2 separate regions of the Homo sapiens genome follow, and region 2 is linked to region 1. A link is an interaction called in ENCODE POLR2A ChIA-PET data of the cell type or tissue named here. Cell type or tissue: CD4-positive, alpha-beta T cell. All regions are shown on one strand. Each heading gives the region's core, and the rest is flanking DNA. Links, peaks and the distances in the headings are about the cores only.

Region 1 (4,389 bases), core at 167-4,166:
GAATGCAAGAAGAGCTTAGTTGAGTGTTTTTGTCTCAGGGTCTCTCATGAGTTTATAGTTAAGCTGGCCCCTGGGGCTGCAGTACTGTGAAGGGTAGGCTGGGGATGATCTGTTTCCAAGCTCACCCGTGAGGCGGTCTGGCTACCAGCAGGATGCCTAAGCTATTAGCTATTGGCTGGAGACTTCAGTTCCTCACCACATGGGTCTGTCCATAGACTCTCTGAGTGTCCTCATGACATGGCAGCCAGCTTCTCCCAGAGTGAGCGATCCAGAGAGCACCCAAGATGGGAAGCTTCTGCCCTATCCTATTGGTCACCCAAACCAACCCTGGTACACAGTAGGAGGGAGGATGCACAAAGGTGAGAATACCAGGAGGTGAGGCTTGCTAGGGGCCATCTTGGAAGTTAGTTACCATATCTGGTCAAGAAACATTCCTTTAGTGCCTACTGTGTGCCAAGTGCCGGGACTGGGAGCTACATGACACAGAGTCTGTCCTAGAGCATCAAGCTCACTGTCTGGGCTGGAGAAGCCTCACACAAACACAATACCATGTGTGCTCGGAGCCCTCACCTCTGCCCACCGACCTTCCATACTGCTACCACATTTATCCTCATGGAATTCAAATCTGTTCATAGCATTCTCTTATTGTGTCCTGTTTGTCTAGAATTTTTTTTGTTCAAAAACTTAAAGATCACCACCACAGTAAGAAATACACTTATATTACAAACAAGTACATACATACACAGACACATTTATAACTGAAACAGATTTCCCAAGTTTACACCCTTACTGCTTGTATGTATTCTGGTATCTTCTGATCTAGGTTCTTTCATTTTTTATAAAAGCTGGTCACAGTCTCATGACTTGCACAGCCTACTGCATTGTGACCTGCAGTGTGGAAAGCAGCGGCCTACGGATCATCCACACCCTTCCATGATCTGCAAAGCCCCTCATCATCTGCCTGTCCCCCTCATTTATATTTAAGGACTTTGCCAAATACACTCTCTTAGGTTCCTCTACCAGGAGCTCTCTTCTGCCTTTCCCCATGTGATTTGGAGAACTCTTAGTCATTCTTTAAAACCCAGCTTTAAAGTATCTCCTGTTCTTCCCTCTCTTAGTTTTTTGTTTTCTTTTGTTTTTTAAGACAGGGTCTTGCTCTGTCACCCAGGCTGGAGTGCAGAGGCGTGATCTCGGCTCACTGCAACCTTCGCCTCTCGGGTTCAAGCGATCCTCATGCCTCAGCTTCCCGAGTAGCTGGGATTACAGGCACGTGCCACCATGCCCGGCTAATTTTATTATTATTATTATTTTTTTTTTTTTTTTTTTGAGACGGAGCCTTGCTCATATTGCCCAGACTGGAGTGCAGTGGCGCAATCTCAGCTCACTGCAACCTCCACCTCCCAGGTTCAAGCGATTCTTCTCCCTCAGCCTCCAGAGTAGCTGGGATTACAGGCACCTGCCACCATACCCAGCTAATTTTTTGTATTTTTAGTACAGACGGGGTTTCACCATGTTGGCCAGGCTGGTCTCGAACTCCTGACCTCAGGTGATCCACCCGCCTCGGCCTCCCAAAGTGCTGGGTTTACAGGCATGAGCCACCCCACCCGGTCAGTGTTTTTGTTTTTTTCGGTCTGGAGTGCAGTGGCGCAATTTCCACTCACTGTAGCCTCCACCTCCCGAGTTCAAGTGATTCTCCTGCCTCAGCCTACCGTGTAGCTGGGATTCCAGGTGCCCGCCACCACGCCCCGCTAATTTTTGTATTTTTAGTAGAGACGGGGTTTCACCACGTTGGCCACGAACTCCTGACCTCAAGTGATCCGCCTGCCTCGGCCTTACAAAGTGCTGGGATTACAGGCGTGAGCCACCGCACCCGGCCCTCCCCTCTCTGAACAGGATTGCCTACTCTGTCCTCCGACTCCCAGAGCTTTTCACTGACACCTGGGGACTGCTGGGTCCCTCCTTCTCTCCTAGCCTGCCCAGGGCCACCCCAAGCCTGCAGTAGATTTTCATTTATCTCTGTAAGAACGTTTACAAGGACATGGAGCAAATTAGCATCACACAAATGACGATGCTGCAAATGAGCGGTGTACAGGGTTGGCGGGTGTTGCAGGCAGGTTTCCTGTCGTTGGCGCCACGTGCTGCAGAAAGAGGACCCCTCCCCCTGCGGGCCGCCGCTGCGCCCGTGCATCCGTCACAGGTACAATTCGCACCGGAACTTGCGGCCCGGCTTCATTACGTGATGCTTTTTAGCTGCTCTGGTTTCTTTTTGTTTTTTCTACTTTTCTCATTTGTTTGTGTTGTTAGGGACCGCCTAGTGAGAAATTGAGCTTCAGGCTGCGCAGATAGAAAGGCCTCTATATCTGCATCCCCACCCCTGTGGGGGTGGCGGGGGGTGGTGGGGGGGTCCTGTCTGAAGTGGTAGGGAAGGAGGGTTTTGAGGTTTTTGACTATTTGCTTGCAAGTATCTAAGTAAGAGATTTGTTTGCCCACATTTGCACTCTCTTGGCTAGCAACCCGACAAAATATTTTCTGATGGTTTTTCGTGTATGTGGTTTTTGTTTTTGAGGGAGAGAATAATTAACACCTTGGTTAAATTGTACTGAGATACAATGGCTGTTTTTAAAAATTGCTGTTAACTGAAGGGTTGAAGCTAGTATAATTCCCAGGCTCAGCCTCTTGGGAGGCTGAGTCTCCAATAGCATAGTCTTCAATAGACTATGCTGTGAATTGTAATCAGAAAAGAAAAAAAAATTAGACACGAGCAAAAGCAATTAAAGTATTTATTCTCCAATATTCGCATTTCTGCATTTGTCAGCAGCTGTGGAACTGTCACAAGATATGCTGATTTGGTTGTGGTATGTGCCTGTCTGGGGAGGGGAGGAGGAGGATGAAGGCAGACTGTAAACAAATCATTATTGTAAAGTGATCAGTGGGTAATAGAGGCGTGTATAGAGTGCATAGAGAAGGGACTCACTCATTTTAAGCAATGTTTTTCAAATGGGGTCACCTCCATTAGTGAATCATGAAGTCCTTTACCAAGTGCCTAACAGCATTTGAAAAAATAAAGACAATATAGAATGAAATACATCAAGATGCATCCTCCATAGTAGGTTTAGATATTTTTTTTTCAAAAACCTTTGTTTCAATTATATATCTACTGAATTACAATGTGAAATGTGTTTCTTGGGATTGAGTCTCAAGCAAAGATGTTTGAAAGCCACTGAGTTAGGCGACGGGAGAAGGCTTCCCAGAGGAGGTGGCATTGGAGCTGGGCCTTGAAGAATGGTGGACTTGTGCCACAGGAAAAGGGAATTCCAGGCAGATGGGAAAGGATATGTCCAAATCTGGATCTGTTTGTTCAGGGGCAGGGTATTCTCTGTAAAGGGACCACAGGGTACTAGGAGAGGACTGGCTCGAGATGTGCCTGGGGAGGCAGGTGGAGCCAATTACCGAGCCACTTGAAAGTACATATACCACTTCTCAGCTTGCCCTAGAAATTCCCATTCTCTGGTTATGGATTTGGGTTTGGGAATCTGTACTTGCAATAAACATCCCTGGGCAGTGAGGCAGTGAGGTGCTGATGAAGGTGTGACACAACCAGCTCTAGAATCTAGAAAGATGATCTTTGTAGCAATTTGGATAGGAGATCAATGGGAGGCCAAGCAATAGGCGGACCTGAATTCAGGTGATGGTAATTGGCAAAGAATTACCATTGAGGGAGGATGGTATTCGAGGGAGATTTTGGAAGTGAGTTTTGTAGGGACCAAGGGAAAGCTTCACCTCCGCCCTGTGAAAGTTTGCTGAAAATGAACTGGCAGTAGACAGATTAAGAGGAGAAAAGACATAACAATTTATTTAATATTTAACATGTATAGCATGGGGGAATAGCAGGAGAATGATTACCCAATAACCCAATGAGGTCCAGGTGCCTAAGTACCCTTCTTCACAGAAGAAGGGGAGATGGGGAGTGGAGCAATTTTTTTTTTTTTTTGAGACGGAGTCTTGCTCTGTCGCCCGGGCTGGAGTGCAATGGCACGATCTCGGCTCACTGCAACTTCTGCCTCCTGGGTTCAAGGGATTCTTCCGCCTCAGCCTCCTGAGTAGCTGGGATTACAGGCACCCGCCATCATGCCCAGCTAATTTTTGTATTTTTGTAGAGACAAGGTTTCGCCATTTTGGCCAGGGTGGTCTTGAACTCCTGACCTCAGGTGATCCACCCACCTCAGCCTCCCAAAGTGCTGGGATTACAGTCGTGAGCCACTGCACCTGGCTGCAATTAAAAAAAAAAATTAAAAAAATACAAAGCATCGCCATGTTGCCCAGGCTGGTCTCGAACTTCTGGGCTCAAGCAGTTCTCTAGCCTAGGCCTCCTAAAGTACTGGGATTATA
Region 2 (4,389 bases), core at 156-4,155, 110 kb after region 1:
TTTAAGGAAACTTGTTAGTAAACACTGATTAATATGTAAACTAATTTTTTGTTCGTTATTTTTCCCAATAATTCCCAAGTTTCCTCAACTCCACCTTTACTTTGGTTTCTCATTTTTCCTTTATATGAAAATAGAGAATGTTGCTTTGCTTCGCATTGTGGAACACGGGGAAATAAGCTATATCAGTTGTCACTTATGAATTACTGTTCTAAAAGTAAAAATGTATGGAGGCACAAGATGATGATGATGGTCTGTCTTCTCTGTAGCAGAAGAAAGGAAAAGGGCTCAGGTTTAAGCGACTGGAATCATTCCTACATGATTCCTGGCGGCAGAAACGTGACAAGGTGCGTCTCAGACGACTAGAAGTGAAACCTCATGCCTTGGAATTGCCAGATAAACATTCCTTGGCCTTTGTTGTACGCATCGAAAGGTAAGGAACTGGTGTCTTTCTAATTGCATGAGGCTGGGGCAAAGTGTTGCTTAAGCTTTAGACCCCTTTCTAGGGAGATAATATGCCCCAAGCCACTCAGGCAAATTGTGCTAGGATGTCAGGGTTGAGCACAATTTAGTCTGCAATATTTGGAAGACCTTAGACAGATAGGCTTGAAAATAAGTGCTATGAGGGTAAAGTGCTCACTAGGGAGAGGGGTTGAGGACACCCTCTCTAAAGCAGGAACTTCAACCTGAGACCTGAAAGATGTGAAAGGCGTTCACCAGTGTTGGGAGATTTTTCAGGCATACGTGCTGAAGTCCTGAGGTAGGGAAAGCAAGGCATCATTCTAGGAACTGAAACAAGGCTGAGTGGATGAAGCATATTCAGTGAAGGGGAGACATTTTTCCTCATTTAGTGGAACTTTCCCAACCCCCTGCCCACCCCATGTACAACTCTACTTCTTGCTGTTTCCCCTACCCAATCACCCAAACCAGAAACCTGTGGATTTTGCATGTTTATGAGCTCTGTCCTTTGTAGCCCTCTACCACTGCTCATATTTTTCCTGAACTATTGTATTAACCTTCCTCCTGGATTTCCTTGCCTCTAGTGTCATACTGTGATCTGTCCCATACACTGCCCTTGGTGATTGTCAGAAAGAAATCTGGTCTGGTCTCTTCTGCTTAAAATCTTCAGTAGCTTTTACTGCCCATAGAAGCACATCCAGCTTCCTTAGCTGGACATGTGTAGACCTACATACCACCACTCCGCCTACCCCTGAAACACACACAAGTTCAATTTCCATAGCATTCCAGGCACTGCTCCACATTATGAAAAGGATCTGTTTTCATAACCGCCTCCCACTAAACTGAGCTCTTTAAGGCATAGTCTCTGTGTCTTATTCCAGATTACCCAGTGTAGTGACCTCGCATGTTGTGCTTGCTGGACTGACATAAACTGGAGGGAGTCTGTCTGACTTCTGTTGCTGTTCATTTCAGGATTGACGGCGTGAGTTTACTGGTGCAGAGAACCATTGCAAGACTTCGCCTAAAGAAAATTTTTAGTGGTGTCTTTGTAAAAGTCACCCCCCAGAATCTAAAAATGCTGCGTATAGTGGAACCTTATGTGACCTGGGGGTAAGTAAGGTTTTCCATGTGAATTCACATTAGATTTCTATTTGAGTGTGTCAGGGTGCACCGGGTATTGCTTTCCAGGGCTCATGTTGCTGTAGAAGGGACATTTTGCTGTGACCACAGTCAACCTGAAATCAGTGGGTAGCTGTAATAACCATGGGACACAGGGTAGGGAGGGGTCTGAACAATACCATAGTAGGGCTGGTTCAGTCATAGGCTAAGGCTGGGTCAAGGAAAGCTTGGTTCTTGAAAGTCTTAAAGCAGAGCTAAAGGCAGTGCATGTGTAAGAGTAGTATTCCTGGCCGGACACACTGGCTCATGCCTGTAATCCCAACACTTTGGGAGGCCGAGGCGGGTGGATCACACGGTCAGGAGTGGATCACAGGGTCAGGAGATTGAGACCATCCTGGCCAACATGGTGAAACCCCTGTCTCTACTAAAATACAAAAAAAATTAGCCAGGCATGGTGATGTGTGCCTGTATTCCCAGCTACTTGGGAGGCTGAGGCAGGAGAATCGCTTGAATCCATGAGGCAGAGGTTGCAGTGAGCTGAGATTGTGCCACTGCAATCCACTCTGTCTCAAAAAAAAAAAAAAAGGCCAGACACGGTGGATCACGAGGTCGGGAGATCGAGACCATCCTGGCTAACATGGTGAAACCCCGTCTCTACTAAAAATACAAAAAAAATTAGCCTGGCACCTGTAGTCCCAGCTACTTGGGAGGCTGAGGCAGGAGAATGGCATGAACCTGGGAGGCGGAGCTTGCAGTGAGTCGAGATCGTGCCACTGCACTCCAGCCTGGGAGACTGAGCAAGACTCCGTCTCAAAAAAAAAAAAAGAGTAGTATTCCTCAAACATTGAAACCCAACAAAAACTTGGATTTTATTTCCAACTCTTGCACCATCTTGAGTAGAGGGTCACCTAAGGCCAGAGTCGTAGCCCCTAAGGTAAGCTAGGACATGGTTTCTGTTTTGTTTTTGTTGGCAATATTTTCCCTGGTGAACATTTACATCCATAAATTTAAATTTCTAATTATGTAAGTGGGGTCACTTCAGTTCTTTATCAGGAGTATTTCCAAGCATTTCAGCTGGAATGTGATTGCAGAACACTTGCTCGTTGGGAGAAGTGAGTGTGTGGGAGAACCTCTCCAACCTCTCAGCCAGGCTGCAGGACTGGTATGTAGTGTGCCAGGTGCTGGTGAAAACCGTGCTTTATTTTCCTACATAGATTTCCAAATCTGAAGTCTGTCCGAGAACTCATTTTGAAACGTGGACAAGCCAAGGTCAAGAATAAGACCATCCCTCTGACAGACAATACAGTGATTGAGGAGCACCTGGGTGAGTGCTACAGCTTAGGGATCAGCTGGGGCAGAAAGCCAGGGTCTTTGAAGCTTTGATGTGAGATTCAGGTTGTATTCTTCTTGGGGCCCCAAGAGTCTGCCAGAGTGGCCAGCTTAGTATATGCTGGATACATGTTAAATAAAGGAATCTGTGCTTTTGTGTTTCTTAGGGAAGTTTGGCGTCATTTGCTTGGAAGACCTCATTCATGAAATTGCCTTCCCAGGGAAGCATTTCCAGGAGATCTCATGGTTCTTGTGCCCTTTCCACCTCTCAGTGGCCCGTCATGCTACCAAAAATAGAGTGGGCTTCCTCAAGGAGATGGGCACACCTGGCTATCGGGGTGAACGCATCAATCAGCTCATCCGTCAGCTGAACTAGACCCAGGTGAGGCAGGGCTGAAAACTGCCCTTGGGCTGACTTTTGATAGGCCATGCCTTGCCACTTTACAAGTTCTTTTTGCATTTACTAGTATTTAAGAGTAACCTTGAGATTGGGAGGAATAGAGGAGGCTGGTACAAATAGATGGAGACCTGCTGGGATCAGTGAATGCCTGATTAGGACATGGGGCTATGCATAGCCTAAGAGTTATAGGCTTAAAGATGTCGAGTAACTAAAAACTGTATTGCTGGCCGGGCGCGGTGGCTCACGCCTGTAATCCCAGCACTTTGGGAGGCCAAGGCGGGCAGACCATGAGGTCAGGAGATTGAGACCATCCTGGCCAACATGGTGAAACCCTGTCTCTACTAAAAATACAAAAATGAGCTGGGTGTGGTGGCGCGTGCCTGTAGTCCCAGCTACTCGAGAGGCTAAGGCAGGAAAATCGCTTGAACCCAGGAGGCAGAGATTGCAGTGAGCCAAGATTGCACCAGTGCACTCCAGCTGGGCGACAGAGCGAGACTCCATCTCGGAAAAAAAAAAAAAAAAACTATTGCTGCAGTCATTCAGATGGAAATGAGGAAAGAATAATATTAATAACTGATTTCAAAAAGGACTTGAAGATGTGAATCATCTATTTTGCTGAAGAAATCTTAACTCTTTGAAATTACTTTTTATTGCTGTTGTCATACTCTTAGGTGCCAAACTGCGGTAAATTTTTTATCAGTGAAGTGGAAGCATGTGTTTTGTTTTGGAAATTTTTATCAAGTATCTTCAGAGAAGATTATTTCCTGCTTTATCTTCAGAAACTGGAAAGGGTCAAAGAAAAGACAGTAGCTGGCCGGTCGTGGTGGCTCATGCCTGTAATCCCAACACTTAGGGAGGCTGAGGTGGGCAGATCACCTGAGGTTGGGAGTTCGAGACCAGCCTGACCAACATGGAGAAATGCCATCTCTACTAAAAATACAAAAATTAGCCGGGCATGGTGGCACGTGCCTGTAATCCCAGCTACTCAGGAGGCTGAGGCAGGAGAATCGCTTGAACCTGGGAGGTGGAAGTTGCAGTGAGCTGAGATCACGCCATTGCACTCCAGCCTGGGCAACAAGCGAAAC

Evidence for each region. ChIA-PET counts read pairs that join two places held together with the same protein. Peaks named below come from ENCODE experiments on the same cell type or tissue, not always from the same donor. Only the 100,000 strongest peaks of a DNase experiment are listed, where the experiment ranks them.
Region 2: POLR2A ChIA-PET joins it to region 1 with 8 read pairs; 34 of 35 experiments call an interaction of 5 or more read pairs at or near these places.

The regions. Positions count from the first base shown.
Region 1 is chr6:42,769,106-42,773,494 of GRCh38, forward strand. It overlaps a transcript of BICRAL not described here. Among named protein-coding and RNA genes, the nearest start is that of BICRAL, 11 kb to the right of the region's middle. RefSeq lists a silencer at 1,674-1,723 and an enhancer at 2,194-2,393. In CD4-positive, alpha-beta T cell, for the core only: no CTCF peak of the experiment used is centred there; DNase peaks (open chromatin) are centred at 954, 2,176 and 2,866; H3K4me3 peaks cover 1,622 bases; H3K27ac peaks cover 3,167 bases.
Region 2 is chr6:42,883,185-42,887,573 of GRCh38, forward strand. RPL7L1 (ribosomal protein L7 like 1) reads left to right here. Exons shown (of 6, transcript NM_001366481.3): 3 at 267-430; 4 at 1,429-1,566; 5 at 2,790-2,899; 6 at 3,072-4,389. The coding sequence ends at 3,280. Among named protein-coding and RNA genes, the nearest start is that of PEX39, 5.4 kb to the right of the region's middle. In CD4-positive, alpha-beta T cell, for the core only: no CTCF peak of the experiment used is centred there; no DNase peak of the experiment used is centred there.